Regions from separate parts of the Homo sapiens genome. Here all the other regions are linked to region 3. Evidence: read pairs that join two places in POLR2A ChIA-PET (ENCODE). Cell type or tissue: HepG2. All regions are shown on one strand. Links, peaks and the distances in the headings refer to the core of each region. The heading gives the core; the rest is flanking DNA. Region 1 overlaps MSI2 (musashi RNA binding protein 2). Region 2 overlaps MSI2 (musashi RNA binding protein 2). Region 3 overlaps MSI2 (musashi RNA binding protein 2). Region 4 overlaps MSI2 (musashi RNA binding protein 2).

Region 1 (6,020 bases), core at 548-5,547, 170 kb before region 3:
GTTGTTTACTAGCTGTGTGATGTGGGGCAAGCCATCAACCTCCCTGATCCTATGTCCCCACCTATAAAGTAGGAATAAAGATGCTGACTTCAGCTGGGTGCAGTGGCTCACACCTGTAATCCCAGAACTTTGGGAAGTGGAGGCTGGGGAATCACCTGAGGCCAGGAGTTCAAGACCAGCCTGGCCAACATGGTGAAACCCCATCTCTACTAAAAATACAAAAATTAGCCAGGCGTGGTGGCACACGCCTGTAGTTCCAGCTACTTGGGAGGCTGAGGCAGGAGAATCGCTTGAACCTGGGAGGTGGAGGTTGCAGTGAGCAGAGATCGTGCCACTGCACTCCAGCCTGGGTGACAAAGCGAGACTGTGTCTCAAAAAAAAAAAAAAAAAAAAAAAAAAGATGCTGACCTCATGGGGCTGGCATGGGGATTAAATGAGATAATGCTAGTTCTGGTTATGCCTGCACAAGTCTGTTGTTTTTATATAAAGATTTTATACCCAATATTGCTTGGAATGAGTGGGCTACCAGCTGAGACTTGAAAATACTTTAGCTATCAATAAATGTTGACTGCGGTGATAAGAGCTTTAGCAGAGCCACCTCTGAGGTACCAAAGCTGAGCGATTTGGAAGTGTATTTGAACTCACCTAGTTGTCGTCTCCAGTGCAAACTGGTCACAAGATTCCTAGGCCAGAGGGGTTTATTGAAGCCTCTTCCCAGCCTGTCCCAGGAATTACAGGGGTATCCAGGCATGAAATGGACTAAATGTCTTCTCTTTTCCCAGCCATCCAAATTGCTTTAGCCTGGCCTGATGGTGGCACTCCCAATTTTTCACGCTTACTAATGAAGCCGTCCACCTGGCAGGGCAGCTAGCAAGACCAGCACTGGAAGCCAGGACTGGAAGAGCCACAGAATGCCGGGGTGGAAGGAAGGGGCCAGGCCTAAGTGGAGGGTGTGGGGGGCAGGCCTCACCCGGGGTTTCCTGTAGGCTGGGGGCCAAGGCAAGCCCTGAAGTCAAATGCCAGGGGTCAAGGTAAAGCCAGGGTCAGAAACACAAAAGCAGTCAGTCAGGAGATGCAAACAGATGCTGCCTCAGCCTTCATCGATAAACTTTGGTTTGGTGGGGGCAGGAGCCCTTCCCAGAGGAGGAAGATGAGTTCTGAACCAAGGCAAACTGTTAGGATATGATGATAAATGGGTTCACCCTGCTAGAGCTGGACAGAAAAATCAGTGCTAAGGGAAAACCCCAGGAATAATGAAGGCAGATCAGCCCCTGCTAGGCCCAAGTGGGAACAGAGAGGAGACAGCTGGTCACCTGGTTCTATTTTTTTTTTTTTTCTGGAACATTCTTTCAAGGCCCTAGGTACCCAGTAATGTAAAGGTTTCCAGTTTCCTGTGGTGAGGCCTTCTGAACATGTGGGTTATTATTTGTGGACTATGAATGGAAAGAGCCTCTGGATTTGTAGAAAAGGTTGTAAGTGGAAGGAGCCTGGGCTTTGGGTTCAGACATGGGTTGTAATCTCTGTTCCACAACTGATTGGCTGTGTCTCAGCTTTCTCATCCTTCAAATAGGGACAGCAGCATTATAGGGTTATAGAGGATTTAAGGAGAGAGTACACCGAAGCCTGGCACAGTTCCTAGCCCCCATCAGATGCTGAAGCACTCACGCCTCTCTAGAGGACCATTCTCATTACTTATATTGACTTGCTGTCATGACTTAATAATTTGGCCCTGTAGGATGTGGGTTCCAGAAGACGGCTGCCTCCAAGGGGCGGCTGCTCAGGGTCCTTGCGTTTACAGCAACATCTTCCCATTGACCAAATGGGGACAAAGAGGGCTGGAGATTAACTGAGAGGTGACTGTCTAGGGGAGAGGGGTCCTCAGATGTCCTGATGGCTGGCACAAGGCGGCCCTTGACTGGAGGCAGATGCGTCTGCCACTCAGAGCAGGCCACAGGGCACACCTTGAGGCCAGGCAAGGAGGCAAGACCTGGGTCTCCAACGGGAGCCACCGCCTCTCCCACCACCCAGCATGGGGGCCAGATCATCCCTGCGTCCTCCAGAGAAGGCAACCGAGCGACAGCAGAGCTTTCCCCAACTTGAAAATCACCGAGCACAGATAGCCATGTTACGGCCATTCTGCCACTTGGCCACAGAGACCAGTAACTTCAATTTATTTGTGTCTGGGGCCTTAAGGAACCTCAGCTGTCATCCTTTCCTTAGTTTATTACCAAATTTCTAAAATATTACATCCTTTATTATATCCAAATTCACTTTATTGCACTTGACAATACAGATAATCACATACCATATGCTCTAATGTTTTGAAACCAATGCATGTTGACAGCGGTTTTTATTCATGATGCATAATTCCATCCCCAGCTCACAATGAGGCATCTGAGCACCCAGCCTGGTGTTAAGACTTTTGCCTAATAACAGATTAACAATACAGCAAGTTTCCGAGACACACTCCCTCCCATGCCATTTTCTGTTTACAATGGGAAAAATGTACCTGGGCTGAAAAGATGGGCTTATCAAAGAGGAGGGGGAAAAAGAAAAACAACCCCGCATCATCACACACCCACCAGTCCCAGAGGGTTTATAATGATTTGTTACTGTTCCACGCTTATGAAACTTGATATTGAAAAGAGGAATTGGTTTTGCGCCAAGTAGCAAGGCAACTAATCACACCAACCCACACTGCTGGCCCCTGAGAATGGAAAGCACAAACTGCCCCAAAGCTCTCATTAGGAGTCTCTCTTGTTTTTACTCCTGTTTTGCTAGAAGCAAGTATTTGTCACTCCTCTACCTTGGTGAGACCATCCTTCTCCCGTCCCCTTCCCCTCATCCCCTGGGCATTCTTCTGTTCCCAATTAGCCCCAAGCTTCCTGGCGAAATGAATACAGCTGGGGATGCATCCTACCCCCCCAGTCCTGGCACCTCTCAAGCAGAAAGGCAAGGCCAGTAGGAACTGTCTTTGCAGCTCCTTCAGCGGCAGAGCCCCTTGTTCTGCGGGGTGGCTGAAGAGAAAGGGTGGATAATTTAAAGATGATCCCCTAGCTTTGCTGTAGTGCCCAGAACAAACAATGCCATTTCATACGTCCCCTAACTAAGCACTTTCATTTGCTTCAGAGAAGCACTCAAACAACTGTAAACCCATTAGATCATGTCAAACGTGGTGGGAAAGAGCTTGGGCTGTCACCAGCAGAGAATCAACTCAGATTTATAGATTCTTAAAGCTTTAATATATAGATATTTGTCTTCCCCCTGCAGATAGACAAGGGGACCAGGGCAGGGGCGGAGGAGGCAAGAAGAACGGCCCACAGCTCAGCGGCAGACAGATTGGAGTTTCACAATCATTCTCCCGGATAATGGGATTTCTCAACAAGGGGAGGAGCGGGGAGGAAGAAAAGCGAAGCCTTCACTTTGCTGAACACTTGGCTGTTTTTCCAAAGCTTTGCTTGCGGGTGGTGTGGGGGAGGAAAGAGATGTTATTATCAACAATGCCTCTGGAGTACCCAGTGACCTGCCGTGAACAAAAGCAAGTGGCGACCAAAGAAGGGCTGGAGTCCGAGGACGCAGAAACACTTACTCAGCCACCTACAAAGGAGGCCAAATGAATTAAGAGGCATCTTACTCCAAGTAATTGCTGTGCTTCTGAACAGCTTAAGTTATAACCTTTTTTCATAAATAAGAACCTACTTTCCCTTTGGGCTTACATCATGACTCCAAGAAAAGCTTTCTCTTTATTTCTTAATCATCTTCAGCAAGTAGGGGGCTCTTCCTACTACCTCAAAGGGTTTGGAATTTTCTTTTTAATTTTTTTCATTTTATCCTTTTCTCTTGCTTGTCTATCATCTACTGAGCATGGCAGTAAATAACTGGTAATTAAACCAATATCTACTGGAGACCAGGGCTTAAAGATATAATTTTATACAGAATCCTCCTGAAATATTACCAGTTGGGCTCTATGGGTCTGGAAATGGGACGGTTTGGACCAGGCTGGACTTTCATAATGCAGGACCCACCAGTGGTTTGCAAAGTGGTCCCTGGCCCCATCTTGCTGCCTCATCAATTCTAGTCTCTGAATATTTCTGGGGAAAGGGGCATCACCCCTCGGTACTTCATAAACACAGCTTGTTTGAGTTGGGCATCTTGAGGTGTTGCTAAATTCTTCAGCCCAAGGATCAGCCTTTCTCTTGGTAACTTCACAAACGGCCACTCATGGTTGGGGAAGCAGCCTGGCCCCCCTCCCAGGGGTAGTCCTTCAAGATCTAACGTAGCCACCTCATTTCTCCTTATTCGAGTCTCCTTGGTTCCTCTGGAATTTTTCCCGTAATACTGTCCTGGTCCCCATCAGACGACCTCCTCTGATGTGGTCTATCTTGTCAATGCCCCTCTTAAAATAAATGCCTGGAATGGAATATTCCACATGGGGTCTGAGCAGTGCAACCAAATACCGGACTGGACTTCCCTTTGTGGTGGCGTCCTTAGCAGCTCCATCACCTGTTGCCTCAAAGAAAACTTAACAGTCAACTAAAAAAACCCCAGGCTTCCTATAAACCATGTCAAAATCTCGCCCTGCCCAACCTTCCTTTTTTTTTTTCTTTAAAATTAGACATCGATTATAGTCATTTTTTTTTTTTTTTTTTTAAAGACAGATTCTCGCTCTGTCACCCAGGCTGGAGGGCAGTGGCGCATCTCAGCTCACTGTAACCTCCACCTCCAAGTTTCAAGCGATTCTTGTGCCTCAGACTCCCAAGTAGCTGGGATTACAGGCATGCACCACCGTGCCACTAATGTTTGTATTTTTAGTAGAGACAGGGTTTTACCATATTGGCCAGGGTGGTCTCAAACGCCTGACCTCAGGTGATCCACCTGCCTCGGCCTCCCAAAGTGCTGGGATTACAAGTGTGGGCCACTGCACCCAGCCAACATGGATTATGGTCTTCTGATTATAAAAGTAACATTCATTTTAGAGTCTTAGGAAATACAGAAAACATCTATTCCTACAACAAACATTCATTGGATACCTTCTATATGAAAGAATCTCAGCTGGGCCTTTAGGATACAATGGAGAGTAGGATCCAGCCCTTGCCTTCAAGGCTGTGAGAAGCACACAACCCACATTCTCCACGGCTAGAATGTGTGCAAGGAATAGAGTTGTTGAGCCTGAGCTCCAGGACTGCTGTTGGTTTTGTTCACCACCATATCCTCAGCCCCTGATAAGTGCCCAGCACAGAGCCAGTGTTCAGCAAATAATTATTACAGGAATCAATGGCTTTAAAGGATGGCCTTCCCACAGTGTCTGTCTTACAAATGATTCCTAAAAACTAAATCAGTTCTGACCAGAGGCAGTTAGTCCCAGACCAAGTTTTAAGTAAGAAAAATACGCCAGGGCTGCTTCTTCAATCCACCAGAGCCTCCTTTTCCAATTTTTTTTTTTTTTTTTTTTTTTTTTTGAGACGGAGTCTCGCTCTGTCGCCCAGGCTGGAGTGCAGTGGCACAATCTTGGCTCACTGCAAGCTCCGCCTCCTGGATTCACGCCATTCTCCTGCCTCAGCCTCCCGAGTAGCTGGGACTACAGGCGCCTGCCACCAGGCCCGGCTAATTTTTTGTATTTTTAATAGAGGCGGGGTTTCACCGTGTTAGCCAGGATGGTCTCGATCTCCTGACCTCGTGATCCACCCGCCTCAGCCTCCCAAAGTGCTGGGATTACAGGCCTGAGCCACCGCGCCCGGCTCCTTTTCCAATTTCTACCCAGAGCCTGGGCCAGGGGGAGTGGAATCTGCTTAGCTGAAGGTCTGAGGTGCAGGGGAGTAAGAGGACAGTGAGAAGAAAGAGCAGAAAGGAAGTCAATCCCGGGGTCCTCAGGCCTGGCCAAACAAAGCCATCTGCCTTGTCTGGAAAAGCTCATTTGCAAAGGCTTTGGTGAAAGTTCACATTTCTCCAGGCTGCGGCAGCTTGGAAGAGCCATGCAGCGACTGAAAGGTCAAACAGGAGATGCGCAGCACTCCACTCCC
Region 2 (6,020 bases), core at 457-5,456, 150 kb before region 3:
TCATCATCACCCCAACCTCGTGTGCTTACTGGTGGTTTCCAGGCCACCTCACTTGGACCCACTGAGGCCCAGAAACATCAGAGCTTCCCCCAAAGCAGAGGAAGGACCCAAATGCATTCAGAAATGTCCCCAATTAAAAAGAAAACCCTCTAAGGGCACAGGGCAGAGGATGCAAGCCACGGCCATACCATTGTTAACTGGCTCCTAGGAGTCACGTGATGCCTGATTACAAGGCGACCTTCTGGGCTGTCCTGGGCCAGTGCCCATAAATATGTTAGCTCCTGGGCAATTCTTAATTACTGCTGCACTCAAACCCAGCCATCTGTGCCCTGTTCCAGCAAGAAATCCACAAACACATGGCACGCCCTTCACACAGGCAGAGAGGATGGGCAGCCAGGGACATGGGGGCCTTTGTGTCTTGAGCACAACAGTATCAGCTGCACAGAGAGAAACACGTGCAGGGGGCTGGCCATAAAGGACGTCCTATTCATCAGGCTGCGCTTGGGAAATGTGACACGCCTCAGAGGAGGTGCCCAGGCCCATTCTGGCTCAGGTGGGCTGTTCAGCAGAGCGTGTAACAGGCCAGACAATGGGATCTTCCAGAACCCCTTCACCACAGCATCTTTAGGGAGGGCGGAGGGCCTGGGGACTAGGAGGTGAGGGATGAAAGGAAAATGCAAACTCTCCATTTTGGAAGCAGGGTCCATCTGTACAGAGGCCTATGTGTGTGTGTGTGTGTGTGTGTGTGTGTGTGTGTGTGCGCGCCTGTGTGTGTGTGAGAGGGAAAGAGAGAGAGAGACAGACAGACAGACAGACAGACAGTCAGCCACTAAAATGGGGCCATTATGGGTATGTTAAATGCTGGAAGGCGAGAGTCCACATTAGGAAGGACTGGAGATTACTGACATGGATTGTGCTTTATCCAATGTCATTCACTATTTTGGGGATAGAATGGAAATGGGCCTTGGGGTTCTGATCCTGGGCCCAGAGCCCGCTTCCCAGCTTGGTTCTAGCTTGCCTGGGATCTTGGGCAGTGGCCTACCTGCTCTCAAGTTTTTCCATGTGTACAAGGGTCCTTATCTCACAGGGCTGTGGGAAAGCCTGAGTGAGTATAAATGGTCCCCAAGTGTAGGGCTGGAGAGAAACAGAACTTTCCACAGGAACCAACAGGAGAAACAATTAAATCACTAAAGAGAGCAAGCCTCTAAGGTGTGCAGCCATTGGTATGAAAAATGGTCCACGTGGATGGGGTAGGTGATGAGAAATGACTTAATGGGTACAATGTATGTTGTTCGGGTGACGGATATAAAAAAAATCCTGCTAGACCACTATGCAGCCTATACACATAACAAAACTGCACATGGACCCCACAAATCTATGCACTGTTTTTTTTTTTTTTTTTTTTTTTGGAGACGAAGTTTTGCTCTGTCACCCAGGCTGGCGTGCAGTGGTGCGATCTCTGCTCACTGCATTCTCCACCTCCTGGATTCAAGCGATTCTCCTGTCTCAGCCTCCTGAGTAGCTGGGATTACAGGCATGCGCCACCACACCTGGCTAACTTTTGTATTTTTAGTAGAGACAGGGTTTCGTCATGTTGGTCAGGCTGGTCTCGAACTCCTGACCTCAGGTGATCCGCCTGCCTCGGCATTCCAAAGTGCTGGGATTACAGGCATGAGCCATCGCACCCGGCCTGTACGCATTTTTAAAAAAGGAAAAAAAAATAGTCCGTGTGCAATTCACACACCAAGACTTATCTCTCCATTCGTGCAGTCCCTGAGGATCTGATTTGTTAGCCACCAGTTTGCCTGTCAGTGTTTGCAGTGACTACATTTTTTTATGTTGGTGAAATGAAAACAGAAGTATTTTTTTTCCCAACATAGTATTTTTAAAAGATGGCTCTCCTCCACCCTCCAGAAAGCTGGCCAACAGCATGTGCAGCAGTGGGTGCATTCTGCTGGAGAGCTGGGACCCACTGTCGCGTGCTACGACAGCACAGATCTAAGAAGGGCTGTGTTACGCAGCTCTGCACTTCCAGTCGCCTAGGAGAGGGAGATCCCTGGTTTCAGGCCACAGGCAACACCAGTGCCCAGGGTAGGAGTTGCTTGGGACCAGCAGGCAATGCCTTTGCTAAGAGAAGAATGCTTCCTCTGTGTATGAAAGCACCATGAGAAGAGGCCTGGGAAGTACGGTCTTAGAAATGTCTCTAGACACATAAGCTTCTTGGCCAGGATCCATTTCTGAACATCTTGAGATGCCACAGCACTTGGCTTACCAATCACTGTTTACTGGATGTGCGGATGGGTGAAGGGATATAAGGATGGATGGATGGGCAGATGGATGGGGATGGATGGATGAACGGGCAGATGGATAGATAAATGGAAAACAACAGCTGCTATTTATTGGACACTTCTATATATCAGGCTCTTTATATATGTTCCCTCATTTAATCTATAGCAATCACATCTGAAGAAGTGTTCTTATCCCTGTTTTACAGATGAGGAAAATCAGAGAGGGTCAGAGAGGTTAAGTAGCTTATATATATAATAAGTAGAAAGAACCGGAATTTGAATCCAGGCCTGTTGGGCTCCAAAGCTGCAAATTCGAATAACGTCTGAACCAATCCTCTCTGGGTGCCAGTTTCCTCATCTTTAAAATGGGGCCACTGCCACCTGCTATTGCTTAGGTAGGCACCTTCCAGGCCTCTAAAGTTCTCATTAAACATGCAGCCGATCCCCTCTGGATAAAGGGGTGCTGCTTCAAGAGGGGCGGCAGAGACTGCTCTTGGGCACACGCTACCATTTCTTGGAGCACCTGGCTGCGGGTTTCCTACCTTTCTGTCGTCCTCACAGCTCCCCTGCCTGTGGACTTCTGGCCCATGTTTCCTCATTAGCACAGCCTCCTACCCCAAAAGGGGCCCAGAAGATCAAAGCAGCAACTGGGCAAACAATTCTTATTGCTTCCTGTTTGCAGTCTGGATGAAAGGTCAGGTGGGGGTGGAGGTGGGAGACAGTCTCTGACCCGCTAGTTCAAGCACAATTCACACAGGATTTCTCAGAATAAACCGCACAGAAATGGATATGCTGGGGTCAGAAAACAGCAAGACGGGAGAGCAAGAGCGGGGATTTTTGTGATATCTGGGGCCTGCTTGGGGCTGACAGGCCTCAGGGACTGAGACATGGGTGACGCAACTGCACATACAGTGTGTTCCAGGCAGGTGGGCAAAAATATCAAATGTTCCCACCCTCCACCTAGACAGAACCCTGTGCAAAGCTCCCAGGCCCACCCACACCGCCATCTCTCCATCTCAGGGCTGTGGTTTCATCACTTCGCTTGGTTTCTTCTGGATTGTGAGGTCTCTTCATGATTGCTCAAGAACAGACAGTGCAAGAACAAGAGGTTTCCATACTTGACTCCCTAAATGTGCACATCAGCCTGTGCAGAGGGCACCGACCTCACCGCCATTTGCTTCATCAGCTAGATGGGCTCTGGAAAGTCACCATTTCCCCTGAAGCAGGGAGCAGCTCCTTTGGAGCTGGGAGGATGGTGGGCTTTCCATCTTTCCACCTCTATTCCTGCCCCAGTTCCACTGGGGCGAAACTGGCTTGCCTCCTTTCCTGGGATGCTCACAGAACAGAAACCCACAATGCATTACTTGGCAAAGATTAAATAACCAAAACCAACCTGCAAGGCATGCTTGTGCTGGTGGCAACCACCGCCTTTACTGAGCTGCGAGGAACCGTACAGGCATTGCCCTAATGACTCCTCTCCATACCGGCAGTAATTGTTAATAATAGCAGCATTATTATACTGCTCAGAAACAGCAACATCAGTAATAAATAATAGCAGGCATGTGTTACTGTTACCCCATCTTGCAGATAAGGAGTCAGAGGCTCTGAGGATTATATAACTGGCCTAAGGTTGCTCAGCTGGTAGGTGGTTAAAATCTGGGATTTCTAAAAGGCAGGCTGATATCTGAGTCTTTGTTTCCCAACCACTCTTCTCCCAAAACGTGGTGATCTGGGGGTGGTGGGAGGAAGTAGCAGAGAGAAGAGTTTTGAAAATGTCCATGAAGCAGACCTTGTAAATCCCCATGGAAGTGGGTGGAAGTGTCCCCACCAACCCCGCTCCAGGGCTCCTCGGAGGGGCACGGGTTACTGCAAGTCCCCCATCCCAGGAGTTTCAGTGGAGGGGCTTAGCGCCTCCAAACTCTCCCCCTCCACCACCCCAGAAAATATTTTAAAAGAACAAAACTTCCCCGCAGAGACTGTGAGAAAAGCCAGCTAGCAGGGCAAGTTATGAAGATGTCATTACGCAATGAACTGCTTCCGTGGACCATAATAGGTTTTTACCTTTGCTACTGTACTACGAGAGATACCAAACAGCAATTTTAAACAGTCTCCTCCATTGCCCCATCCCAGCCTTCCAGAATCACATGTGTTTCTACTTTAAAAGCTGTTAACATGGTATAATATGTTCGGAGCACAAATCCAGATGGCCACGGGCCTCAGAAAACCCGCAGCATCCTGCTGAAGAACTGATCTTACAATTCCACCGACCAATAGCAGTGAAGGAGTTACCTGCACAGGTGGCCCGGCCCAGGTCTGAGCTGCCTGCTCCTGCTTCATGAAGCCCTGCCTCTGCAGGGGCACGGGGCAGCCTGTGGAGACGTCCACCACTTGGCCATTGTGGCCAGACTCTCTCCAGACGTCCAGTGGCCTTGGCCCTTCTGCAGACACTGGCTGTCTCTGAGCAGAAGCTGGAAAAATGCACTGGATTTGGCTTCCTGGGGACCAGGTGCAGGAACAAAGCCAGGGTGCAGGGACAGGCATCCCTTGGGTGGCAGGCTGTCGTCAGCACAGCTGGTCCCACACAGTCCCCTCACTTTCCCTCACCCCAGTGCCTGCCTGGTCAGTGGCTCTCAGGGGTGTTGCATGTTCACCACTAGGATTCTATATGGCTATGGATGGGGCTGAGACAAGCACTCGATGCAGGAGCCAAAGTCACTCTGCTACCCATGTGTCATCTTCTGCCAAGAACCACACCGTCCAGCCAACCCCAGCTAGGGAAGTTGGTATTGCCAATGGGGCTGCAGCTGGTCTGGAAAGGAGTCCAGGGAAACCACGCTATCCTCAAGGCGGGAGCGGATGAGACAGGAGAGGAGAGAGGGGGAGCTGATAAACAGGACATCGGGGCTTGTCCTCTTTTTACTCCCATCCTTCTTATTTCCTTAGCATTAACTTTCCAAATGCTGTCCTCACATGGGCGTGTTTTAGCCCAAACTCTCCCTCTCAGGTTGGGAGACAGGGTTCCATCTCACTTTGTGCTTCTGTTGATGTCTGTGTCTATTCTGGGTGTAGGTAATGCTGCTTTTGTGGTTCTGATTTGGAGAAGGTATGAATTAAAATGATGTCAAAGAACTTCTGATTTCTTTCTTTCTTTTTTTTTAGATGGAGTCTCGCTCTTGTCATCCAGGCTGGAGTGCAGTGGTGCCATCTCGGCTCACTGCAACCTCCGCCTCCTGGGTTCAAGTGATTCTCCCGCCTCAGCCTCCCGAGTAGTGGGGTTACAGGCTCCCGCCACCACACCTCGCTGTTTTTTTTGTATTTTTAGTAGAGATGGGGTTCCACCATGTTGGCCAGGCTGGTCTCGAACTCCTGACCTCAGGTGATCTGCCCGCCTTGGCCTCCCAAAGTGCTGGAATTACAGGCGTGAGCCACCGCGCTTGGCTGAACCTCTGAGTTCTTGATACATGGGAGGCAAACAGACAAACTGGGAGGTTCTGTGATTCAGGAACTCCATGAAGAGACAGCGGGATCCAGCAAGCCTCTCTTTGCTCTTGGCAGGGCTGGTGCTTTATAACTGGCAGAAGGGCTGGTCTGGGCTGAAGAGAGGTCAGAGGGCTGGGGCAAGTGACTTAGAGTCGTGGTTTTCTGTTGTGCCACCAGGAGGGATGTGTCTCCAAAAACACACGGTGAGCGGCAGTTCAGCCAGCCAGGGTCTCATCCCCACCTCTAGGCAAC
Region 3 (6,020 bases), core at 544-5,543:
CGTCTCTGATCATTCCATACTCTCACTTATTTTTCCTTAAGTGAAAAACACCTTAAATTGTTTTGTCAATACTAACACTCTATAAGCAAATCTGAAAATATTTACCTCTGCCGCCAATTATAAAAGATGGTTAGCGACCTCGACAACCCAAAATCTCTAATTTACAACTAATCTACTTTCACAAATTACATCTTCTATAACAGACCACCTAAAAACGACTTCCTGTAAACAAACCACTCTGCTGGGTTTTCTTTTCTTTTTTTTTTAATTTAATTAAATCCTTATTTTGCTCTTTAACTACAAGAAGCTCACTTTTCGCTACATTGGGGCAGAATTTTTTTTTTCAAGAGACACAGAAATAATCGCCAAATAGAAGCCCAGAGGGGTGCACAGACAGACAGACTGTGGGTCTGTCTGACCTGCCTTCAGCAGCCACTTGCTCATCTAACACTTGCCGGCCTGTGCTCACGCAAGGCCCCATGCTGGCTGTTTACCCAGCAGCTGGATTAAATGAAGAAGGCAGAATGTAAACAGGTATGAAGTTAGTGTTCTGGAGCACGCAGGAAGGAGTATTTAAATCTCCTTGGAGGTGGTCAAGGAAGATGCTGACCCTTTTAGAGTGTCAGGCCAAGTGTCTTGACTTCTCCAGACTCCGCTTGAAGGTGACCAATTCATTCTAGTTTGCAAGGCCCAAGTTCCTAGAAACCCCCTTAGTCACAGGCAAACCCAGACAACCAGTCACCCTACCTGCATCCTGCCCAGGTCTTCTCCCTACGAGGAGGAATCATCATAATATTAAGTTGGCCTGTGGTGCACTGGCTCCCATACTCCCCATTTTTTTTTTTTTTTTTGGAGACAGAGTCTCACACTGTCACCCGGGCTAGAGTGCAGTGGCACGATCTCGGCTCACTGCAACCTCCACCTCCTGGGTTCAAGAGATTCTCCTGCCTCAACCTCCCGAGTAGCTGGGATTACAGGTGCCCACCACCACGCTCAGTTAATTTTTTGTATTTTTAGTAGAGACAGGGTTTCACCATGTTGGCCAGGCTGGTCTCGAACTCCTGACCTCATGATTCGCCCGCCTTGGCCCCCCAAAGTGCTGGGATTACAGGCGTGAGCCACTGTGCCTGTGCCCCACACTCTTTCATCTGTCTCCCACGCACTACTTGTACCAAGTAATCATCAACATTTCATGGTAACAGCCCCTCCATCAGATTCTTCCTTCCTGGAAACATCAATGGTCACACAAACGTCCCACAAAGAAGAAAGGCCCATCACCTAGGCTGCAGAAGGTATGAGTCCTTGTGGCAAATCAAATCCCACTTTGCCAGTAACTCGACTTAGGAAGACAACACAAAATGGAGGAAGAAATGGAAGCAGCATATACAAATTCAATCTATTCCATCTCCTATTTATTTTATGCAAAGTTTTCCTGGTCCTTATTAATGCCGGCTTTCCCTCCGCCATTTAATCTCTGCTTCCATTTCATTCTTAGAGGCCTGTGATTATTCTAATTCAGCATTTGGATGACTTCATTTCCACTCAAGTACACCCAGGTCAACTTGGATAGAAAAGAAAGAGGAGGAGAAGAAAAATAATCAGCTAAAAGCTATTAAATATCAGCCGTGTGCCTCATGATTGGTTTTAAAGGCAGTGGTGAGGTTAGCAACAGTCAGAAACTCAACCCTTTTGCCTCTTCCTGCATATTAACATTTTTTTCTGGGGCTCTCACTAATATGGCTTCGAATGTAAATAAAGTACAGATTGGCAGCCCACTTTTAGCTAATTCACAAATACCAAGTCTGAATATACGGAGCTGTAAAAATTTAGAGGGTGGTAACTTGACAAATCTGGCCGGTCTACAGAGAGACTATTTCTAAGAGGACAAAAGAAGAAAATAAAGAAAGAAAATGGAAGAAAAAGAAAAGCATACAGGACCTGTGTAAGGGGGTATCCTACGGAGGTGGGGGGCGGGTGGGAATCTCCATATCAATGTTCACTCCACCGAACAACAGAGTTCGATTTCAATGCCAAGTCTAAATGAACTGCGCTTTCTCCTCCATAAGAACCACCCCTTGCACCCACTGGCACAAGCTTGAACCATGATTTCTGGTACACTTTCAGTTCCCACTGAACTACATCTAGGGAGAAAAAGGCTTTATTTTCTCCTACTAACAACTCCATTGTTAAGTGACGTCTTCAGAGGGCCCAGGAGGACTCTGGGAAGGTGAGCTGGTGGAAGTACTTCATACCGCCCCCCCGCCCCTACCCACCCAGGGCTCATTAACTCCTTTGTGCCCAAGGGCTCCCCTACCGCTGGCTCTCCTCTCCTTGCCGCAGCAGAAAAAGTAAATACAGCTAAATCATACCAGGAAATGCGGTCAAACAGCAAAGCTGAAGTTTGAGCCTTGTTCTTCTATTCGGCCTTGTTCCTCTACCTACTATGCAAATGCACATGGCATTTGATTAGCACAATCTCAAAGTTTTCCCAGCTTGCTACCCAGAAGGCATCCTAGTTTTCTATTTGTATATTTTAAAACACTGTTAACGAGCAATAATAATGTCTGATGCCTTTGCCTAACAACAGCTGGCTATATTTTATATACTAAGAGGGAAATGGGAAGTTTTCCTAGAAACCCAGTATTTCAGAATCTCCTTTTTGAAGCAAAAATACGAAAATTTAAGAGAAGTAACGTTAGGGTGCTCAATCTTTAGAACTCGACAACCTTACTGGCTTCAGCCGAAATCAGTCTATGGAGGAAAAGTTCACCAGGAAAACACAAAGTTGTTTAGCAGGAGGGTTTACCTGCAAAGCCCCAGGATCATATTACTCATGGGTAAGGTTTGTTTGCCTCTGCCACCTGGCCTAGAAGGTGGAGGAGGCAGAGGAAGCAGGATTCTCCTGTCTACTCGCTGTGCTGTTTCCCACTGAGCAGCTTGGCCAGGGGTCAGGGGGCAAATAAAGTCCCCTCCCCTTATGACACACTTCCAGAGGGAGATGCTGACACAAACCAGGCAGAAGATTAATAAAACATGGGGACAGTGTTGGCTTTGTTCTGGGCTATTAGAGGAAGAAAATTTAAACACAAAAGTAGCCTTCAGCCAGGGAAGAGCGTGCGCATGGTCCTTCCTGGTCCAGCCTACAATTGTCGTTGAAGAAGGTCTGAAGGGCAACACCCAGGCTCTCCAGAAAAAGGTGGAGCAGAGGACAGGGTGAGGCCCGGGAGGCTGACCACTCCCCGGGCAACCCACCTACATGAACCACTTCAGAGGACAAAGCCTCACGGGAGCTCAGATGTCCACAAAGGACACACAAGACTTTTGTTTTCCAAGCCTCCTCTGAGAGAACCACACTGCACAGAGCTCTGTTTATCTACGACACACATTTAAAGCAAGAAAACACTACCTGAGGATCACAGTCCACTCTCAGGCTTATTTATCTTCTCACAGATCTCATGCCTTTTAAATTTCAAAGGGCTTTATGAGACTTTTATTCCAGGTATGACTCTCCTCACACATACAGTATCAAAAGGGGTGTCTGAGTGGGGGCCATGAATGCAGCTTCGCACCTGCACAGAAAACCCCGGAGCTGGGAGATCGCAGGCACCCAGCGCTTCCTCGGGCCTCACTCACCCACAATCGCCCACGCTGGCCGGATAAACGGGAAGGTCTCATTACATTAAAAAAAACAATTCACTCTTGTTTTCTTTTTTTCTTCCCCTAAAAAGCTTTCACACACCATTCTCCAGAGCTCAAGTTAACTTTTATGGGCCCCCACACAACCCCAATCCGACACAAAGGGCTCCAAGGACCCTTTCACCTGGTTTCCACAGCGATCTCCCACTTTGACGAGACCTCAAGAGCTGTAACTTTCCACGCCGGTTCCTGGAAGGCCTTTTCTTCCCGGCCACCACAGTGAGGGGCTGGCACAGGAAGGGGTTAAAGCCCTCATGTCAAACCACAAACTCAGGCACTGGCCCAGAAGGGACATGGGAACCAGAGCAGCCCGTGATAAAGGCCGGATTGTAGCAGCCCACTGAATTGGAAATGACTTGTAGGCCTAATGAAACAGAACTTTGGCAGTAACACAGAATGAAAGGAATGAGACAATAAAAGGCAGGAACAAAGGGTGCAGAGTCGTTTCAGCTTAGCAAAATAAGCTCACTTTGTTGTTGGGGAAAGCCAAAGCCGATTAGGATAAACCAATGACTAAGCATAAGTCTTCCAAACTAATTACACAGTTCACCATGTGAAGTATAATTGGAAGCCTCCAAATGCGGGCTGCTTTGCTTTCACAGGAGTTCTAGAAAGCGAGAATTACCTAGCGAGCTCGGCACTGAGCTGCCCTATCATTCCCGGGAACAGCTGAAAGGTGCGGAACGGCTCCATCCGGGACGAAGCGGAGAATTCATTAAGTTTAAAGGCCTCTTTTTGATCTCCAAAATCCTATAAGTGAGAATTTAAGAAACCGGTACTTGAAGGAGGGGCCTGAAGGGGAGAAGGAGGAAGCCCGTGTGTGTGGAGTTTCTTTGATCCAGTGCATTTTAATTACCAGGCTGGGCTCTTCCGGGTGGCTCTGCCGGGAGAACAGTGCAGAACAGGCCGCCTCGTCGCCAGGGTCTACACGGGCATATCTGGAGCATCATTTACCTGCCATTTTTTGGAATGGCCTATATACATCATTCCTGTGTGTATGGAATCAGGAACACAGATAACGTCCACTAAGAAACCCAGGGCAGTAAAACAAATTACTGTATATCAACGTTTTTGACAAATGAACAAAACCTGCTCCTTCTGAGAAAGATGCTGCTTGGTGGTAAAGTGGGAGGTGGGGCTTTATAAAAGTAAAAAGAGGCGAAGGGTAGGTTGTGCACAAACAAGTGACTATCCAGGCTCTCCTCAGCATGGGCTGAGTGATCTTGGAGAACTTCCTCACCTTTCTCAACATCAGCCTCACCACCTACATAATAGATCTGCCAACCATCTCACTTGACACCCTTGAGAAGCACATTGTAAAATGCATTAGAAAGCTTAGCACCAGTAACTCCAATTCAGAAACAGCGCACAGTAAAAGGATCTTCATAGTAAAACCTGGACCTCAAAAATTCCGAGTGTCATTAATTACATCTAGCTGGTGAAATAGGGAGATGGAAATACTATAACAGTTTTTCTGGCTCTTACTCATAGGATGAAGTTCCAGTTTATAAATAGTGGCTTTTTCCAAATAAAGAATCCCTTCACTGTCCCTGCGTCATGAAGTCCCAAAATAAACTCTAACATGGTTTAGACTGCTGATTATATACCATGCTTATTACTACTGACAACGTATTATTTTGGTTATAGCCTATAGATACCTTAGATTATAATCTATCCATCCTATTAATGTTTGAATACTTTCTACATTACTGACTTTTCAAGCTTAAAACTAACCTCAGGAATAATTCAGTCCAGGGGTCAGCAAACTATGGTCCACAGACCAAATCTGGTTCATCACCTGTTTTTGTAAATAAAGTTTTATTGGCACACAACTACATGCATCTGTTTACCTGCTGGTGATGGCTGCTTTCATCCTACAAGAGCAGAAGTGAGTAGCTGCAACAAGGACTACATGGATTGCAAAGCTGCAAATATTTAATATCTGGCCCTTTTTAAGTTTTCCAACCCCTTCCCTGAGAAGAGAAGCCGAGGCCAGCAAAGGAACAACCCATCAGGCTGTCCCAGGGAGGTCAGTCCACTGTTAGGCCCAGCATGAAGCCCTGGAGTATCTGCTGCCTTACCCTTCTCCAAGGACAGACAACCCCGGAACAGCTACCCAGGGGTGGGAATGCCATCTTCACCCCTGGGTAGCTCATGGTGACGTGTGGATTCTGCCAACCTGTTAGCTGTTAACCTCAGTTGGCAGAGTCCTTATGCCAGTGGCCACGCTTCGTGACCTGATCTTAAATATAAACAAGTAACAACATCTCTAACCTTGGGGAGAGGGGGTGTGTTTTCTGGGAGGAAGGTGGAAGAAAAACACA
Region 4 (6,020 bases), core at 355-5,354, 81 kb after region 3:
TCCAAATGTAATTGAAGGTGCTAAAAACCTCCTCTAATAATCCTATTTCTACAAAATGTAGAGCTGTTTTGCAGGGAGAAATTCAAATAAACCCCTGGAATGCATTCTTGCAAAGTGAAACAACACACAATCCCAGCATCTTCTATGTCATTACTGGGTACTACTGTCCAAATACCATCTCAGGGCACACACCAGCTAGAGTCTCCACTCCCCTCACCCAGGCTGGAGTACAATCTTGGCTCACTGCAACCTCCGCCTCCCAGGTTTAAGCGATTCTCCTGCCTCAGCCTCCCAAGAGATCTACTTTCTTAATCATTCACAAATATTAAAATGAATTTATATTCCTATCGGGGCCCCCAAAACCTAATGACTGAGGAATCAGCAAGACAACTAAAATTCAGCCACATAAACCACCAAAATGTATTCAAAGTCCCCCTCCACCAAACCCAACCCAAACCAAACACACAAACTTTAACCCACCTATTCCATATAGAGGAATGTCTCCTCAGGCAATAATCAAACAAGTGGGTTTAAAAAAAAAAAAAAGACTCTTCAAAGATGTTCATTGTCTGTTTATACAGGCAAAGCTGAGCCACACAGCTGTCCAACCACAGAGGATTAGTTAAATTAGGTTATATCTATACAATGGAGCATTCTGCTGCCATTGAAAATGTTGCTGTTGATGTGTGTAACCGGCAAAAACTGCACTGGGAGCAACTTACAAAACAACATGTTTTCTGTAGTGGGGTCTAATTTTATAATGTGATCTAAATGTATAATGTGATCTAATTTTTTAAGAGGAGAAATATATACAAAGTTATGTCTACATTTACATCAGAAAGCCTACAAGGAAAGAAAGAATTCACCAGATGGGGGACAAGATGGATGGATTGATGGATGAAGGATGGATGGATTGATGGATGAAGGATGGATGAATGGATGGATGCATGGATGGATGGATGGATAAATGGATGCATGGATGGATGGCTGCATGAAGGATGGATGGATGGATGGATAGATGAATACATGGATGGATGGCTAGGTAGATGCATGGATGGATGGATGGATGGATGAACAGAAGGACAAAGAGACAGATGGACAGAAGCCAATACAGGCACATTTTGGGATTTTTGCCATAAAGAAGTAGTTACCTTTGAGTCTGGTTATTTTGCTATTAGAACATGAACCTTGCTGAGATAAACAGATAGTTAAAGAAATTAATAAAAAGAAAGAAATCTGTGTCCCCTACCCACTCCCCCCAACAGTAGTGCCTTTGCATACTAAATTATAGGGGGTGAAGCCAAAAACATCTGAGCTACTCCTGGGAAATGCAACTCACCTGTCCCAGATGGAGGGGGAAAGAAGTATCAAACTCAGACCAGATTTACGGGCCTGCCTGACAATGGGCTCCCACACACACAAGCAGTCAAGGGCAAATGTCTCACCCTGAACAGAAGGCTGAGCCTGAACTACAAGTCCCTCATATCCCAGCTTTACTCACAAACTAGGGCCTCCCTAGCACAACACCATCAGCCAATGACCTTGGAGGCATCCCATAGTGGCTTGGTTTTTGCGACAAGATTGTGAAAGCAGTCATCACACTAACTGGTGAAAGAGACACAATCAATCCTGTTTTGTCTACCCGAAGCTCAGAGAGTAGGAGCAAAGGATTGGGGCCCCCACACACCACATTATCCCTTGATGCCACAAAGAAGAGACGTGTTGAATAGAACACTTCTTGTGTTCTAAAAGTTTGTCTGACACCAATTCACAAATCACATGGTCAGCTGGAAGAAGATAGCCAACCAAGGGTAGAGTTTCCACAATTCTGGGCTGAAAGCCACAGGACTCAGCACTCATTCCAGGTACCTTGCTGAAGCAAGAGAAAAGGCACCCACTGTATTAGATCTGGGTCCCTGCGATGTACACTGGCTGTGTGACCTCAGATGAGTCACGTTACCTCTCTGGGCCTCAGATTTGTCACTTTTTCTTTTTCTCATTTTTTAGAGATGGGGTGTCCCTCTGTCACCCAGGCTGGAGTGCAGTGGCACAATCATAGGTTGCTGCAACCTCAAACTCCTAGGTTCAAGTGATCCTCCTGCCTCAGCTTCCCAAGTTGCTTGGATTACGGTGGATTACCGTGCCCAGCCCTGTGGTTTGTCATCTTTTTAGATGTTGGACAAGATGACCATGAAGACAGCTATTACTTCCAGTGGATGGTCTGTTTCTGTAAGTACCGAGCTCCATTTGGCACTCAGTAAAACACTCAATAACCACGGGAGGTTTTTCCCTTCTTAACTCTCATGTCTAGTCATTTTATCACCCTATCAAAAACACTCTCAGATGAGCAGTTCTATTCCAACTGTGACAGCCAGAAGGCACAAACACTGCAGTGGGACAAGGTATAGTCCTTCCAATTGCTACTAGTCCGTGGTTTAAAATCAGGCTTCCTGAATTCAAATCTCCCTCTCCACTTCCAAGCCACATGACCCCAGGCAAGCTACTTCAGCAGCAGCTGCCTTGGTTTTCCCATCTATCAAACAGGGATAAGATAAGTAACTTCTCATAGGGCTAGTGTTAAGATCAAATGAGCGGAAATAAGTAAAGCATTTAGAACACAGCCTGACACACAGTGAGAGCTTCATAAATGTTAGCTACTATTATCCATTCACCAAGACAGTCTCACTGGGTATTTACTCTCACAGTGCCAGTTAATCATGAGGCCTCTAAGGAAACACAAAGATATTGACTAGGACATAGTCCAAGGCCCTACAGTTTAGTAGGAAGAGGCCAACTTGAACCAAGAAATACAGACCTATATCTCTTATCCCAAGCCCTGGGGCCAAATCGGTTTGGATGTAGGTGTTTCTGCTTGCAGACAGGTAATAAGTCATGTATCACATAGCCTACAGTACCCACCTCCTCTCCCCCAGGGCTTGGAACAGCACCTGTGATCAAACCCGCTGGGAGTAAGCAAAACCCACAGATAGCCACACTAAGCGGGATCAAGAAATACTACCAAGTGTCTGAAGACAGTTCAGATTTTGTAGCCAGATGAATTACAAAAAAAAAAAGTTTGGCTTTCAAAATTTGGGGGATATGAGAATTGTAGCTAAGGGTCTGTAACCTGCACCATACAGCAACGAAGCATTAGAGGCTACAAAAGCAGCAGCAGCAAACAACCTAATGGGGGTGACGGGAAATGTTTTGCTAAAAAGGCACGGTTTAAGCTGCCGCTTGAAGGAAAAAAGGGAGCCCCACTGAACTAGGCAGGTGGGCATTCCCAGCAGAGGGACCAGCAGATGCAAAGGCAGGAGGTAGCAATCAGTGAAGAATGTTCAGGAAACACAACAGGTCATGGAGCGCAGTCTAAGATGTGTGTGCAGGAGTAGCAAGAGGAGACGCCAGAAAATGAGGCCGGGGCAGATCCCAAATTGTGCATAAGTCATGCTGAAGCATCACGCTTGGTACGGCAGGCATCCGTATGGGAGCCCCTTAAGAATTTGATCTGATCTACATTTTCCTAAAATCCCCCTGGGTAGGTGCCTGGTAAATGGACAGGCAGAGGAACAGAGGAAGGAGGTGGCCAGCTGGAGGTGGGTCAAATGGTCAGGGAAGAGATGACAACACCAACTCGGTCAGCAAAGGGGGTAAAAAAGAGGAATAGCCGCTGCACACCCAGTGGTGCCCAGGCTTGGCCTCTTAACAGGGCCGAGGGGGCAACCGGTGCAAGAAGACAGCCCACACTCATTTGCTCTGTGTTCAGGACTCAAACACGTCCCTTTTTTAGACTCCACTTTCTTTTTTTGTTTTTAATAATTTTTGTATTTCAATAGCTTTTGGGGTATAAGTGGTTTTCAGTTGCATGGATGAATTGCATACTGAAGTCTGAGATTTCAGTGCACCTGTTAGCTGAATAGCATATATTGCATCCAATATGTAGTTTTTTTATCCTTCACCCTCCCCCACTTTCCTCCTTTTGAGCATCTAATGTCCATTAAACCACTCTGTGTGCCTTTGCACTTGTAAGTGAGAACATGTGATAATTGGTTTTCCATTCCTGAGTCACTTCATTTAGAATAATGGCCTCCAGCTCTATCCAAGTTGCTGCAAAAGACATTATTTTGTTCTTTTTTATGGCTGGGTAGTATTCCACAGTGCATATATACCACATTTTCTTTATCCATTCATCAGTTGATGGGCACTTAGGTTGGCTCCATATCTTTGCAACTGGGAACTGTGCTGTGATAAACATAGGTAGATACCACTTTCTGATGTACCAAATGACAAAGTGGTGATTTTGGCAGCACTGGGCTCTGAGCTGTGGCAACTCAACCCTCCTCTTCTGCATGCCTGCCTTGCTCTCCTCCAGCTCACAAGCAGGTTGGCAAAGTTCAGCAGTCAGGTGCATGTGGCCCAGTCAGTCCCTGCCCCAGTGGCTCAAAGAAGCAAATCTGGTAAGAGCAATCAGTGGGTCAGTGAGGTGGGGACAGCACTTGTCACATGCCCTTCTGAGCCACAGGTCAAGAGGAGAGGCTGGAAGAAAGTGAAGGAGGAGGGAAAGGTCCAGGATGGAATGGAGTTGGCCTCTGCTGGTTCAGGAGGAGGATCTACAGCCACCCATCTCTGAAATGGCCACTGCTCCCTTATTAAAGACAAACCAAACTAAAACAAAACACCTTCCGAGCCAGGCAGAAGAAGAGAGGTGTCAGCTGGTGACATAGATATAAGTATCCATGGGCCAACATGCACAGCCACTTGGAAGACAGCAGAGGCAGCTTTTCCCCATCTTACCTGCTGGCTCCTTCAGGAACTGAAAAGCCAAGGGCTACAAGGGAAGTGTCACTGAATGTCCCATCAGAGGTCAGAGGTGTCTGTGACTGACCGGGGAGTATATGACCGCGGGAGCCAGCGGGTAAGATGAGGAAAAGCTGCCTCCTGTCTGTGCAGCCACCTCATGCGGTACCCCTCCTTGGGTCAGGCACTCCTGCATCCCTCGCAGGACCAGGGTGTGGGCTCCGGCGGGGCGCTGCCTCAGCCCATGTTGTGCTGCTCAGAGACTCTCCCGGCCACCCCTCCTCCAAGGCCTCAGACTCCACCCGCAAAATGAGGGAAAAAAATTGTTTTAATTTCTCGTACAGACATGGCCTTGCTATGTTACCCAGGCTGGTCTTAAACTCTTGGCCTCAAGCGACCCTCCCACCTCAGTTTCCATAGTGCTGGGATTACAGGCATGGGCCACCACACCTGGCCTTATTTTTGTGTGTGTGATCCTTAAGGACAGGGACAACCTAGTCTTCCTTTTACTGTCACCTAACATACAGCTGCATAACCTGGGAAATCCAGCCATCACCAAAAATAAAACCATCTCAGAACCTGTGGGAAGAATGCTCCTCATACAGCAGGAACAAATGAGGGTGATGGGGAAATAATGAGTTCGTGCAAGAAATTAAGACCTAGATGTCCGTTCAAATCAGTGGGTGTCTATGCCACACATAGCTACCCCATGATCCACCTAAAATGCCCCCGTTGACACCCACAGCGGCAGACAGTGTGTCTGCTCCATCCCCTCTTCTCTGCCCATCCTGGCAACTAAGACAAGTCTCCCCTGGTGAGGCCACAGGACGCTGACCTAGGCAACTGCTCCTCCACGGAGCTTGGCAGCGCAGCACAGGCAGATGCAGGCCCTCTGGAGCCCAATCCTGGCCCTGCCAGGGACGCAGGAGCACCTGTCCCAGGGAGGCGGCACCAACCAAGGAGGCTGCAGGGACAGGAGGGCAAAGGCTTCCACTGGAATGGGGAACCTGGATCTTTGGGAGGGCCCAAGTGCCCAGCGGACCCCCGCATTTCCCTGGAGATTCCCTGAGCTCAGTCCGACTTGGGAGCAGGGAAAACCCAAGGTGCTTCTCAGGCATGGATGTCCAGAAGTCCATGGGAAAACGGACTCTCTCAGTCAAAACTCTGAAAAAAAATCAGTCTCACATTTTTTCTTCTCCACTTTCCTGCAGGATATGAGACCT

The links. Peaks named below come from ENCODE experiments on the same cell type or tissue, not always from the same donor. Only the 100,000 strongest peaks of a DNase experiment are listed, where the experiment ranks them.
Region 1: POLR2A ChIA-PET joins it to region 3 with 12 read pairs; 2 of 35 experiments call an interaction of 5 or more read pairs at or near these places.
Region 2: POLR2A ChIA-PET joins it to region 3 with 14 read pairs; 3 of 35 experiments call an interaction of 5 or more read pairs at or near these places.
Region 4: POLR2A ChIA-PET joins it to region 3 with 10 read pairs; 3 of 35 experiments call an interaction of 5 or more read pairs at or near these places.

The regions. Positions count from the first base shown.
Region 1 is chr17:57,575,384-57,581,403 of GRCh38, reverse strand. The region is part of intron 7 of MSI2 (musashi RNA binding protein 2); the gene reads right to left. Among named protein-coding and RNA genes, the nearest start is that of MSI2-AS1, 30 kb to the left of the region's middle. RefSeq lists enhancers at 1,448-1,948, 1,949-2,449. In HepG2, for the core only: no CTCF peak of the experiment used is centred there; DNase peaks (open chromatin) are centred at 1,003 and 3,463; H3K4me3 peaks cover 1,146 bases.
Region 2 is chr17:57,558,487-57,564,506 of GRCh38, reverse strand. All of the region lies in intron 7 of MSI2 (musashi RNA binding protein 2), which reads right to left. LOC107984993 (a long non-coding RNA gene) reads right to left here. Exons shown (of 2, transcript XR_001752947.3): 1 at 4,578-6,020. Among named protein-coding and RNA genes, the nearest start is that of MSI2-AS1, 47 kb to the left of the region's middle. RefSeq lists an enhancer at 2,637-3,137. In HepG2, for the core only: no CTCF peak of the experiment used is centred there; a DNase peak (open chromatin) is centred at 2,946.
Region 3 is chr17:57,404,840-57,410,859 of GRCh38, reverse strand. The region is part of intron 6 of MSI2 (musashi RNA binding protein 2); the gene reads right to left. Among named protein-coding and RNA genes, the nearest start is that of MSI2, 150 kb to the right of the region's middle. RefSeq lists an enhancer at 1-148. In HepG2, for the core only: a CTCF peak has its summit at 2,322; DNase peaks (open chromatin) are centred at 2,329, 3,319 and 3,979; H3K4me3 peaks cover 1,337 bases.
Region 4 is chr17:57,323,260-57,329,279 of GRCh38, reverse strand. The region is part of intron 5 of MSI2 (musashi RNA binding protein 2); the gene reads right to left. Among named protein-coding and RNA genes, the nearest start is that of MSI2, 70 kb to the right of the region's middle. In HepG2, for the core only: no CTCF peak of the experiment used is centred there; no DNase peak of the experiment used is centred there.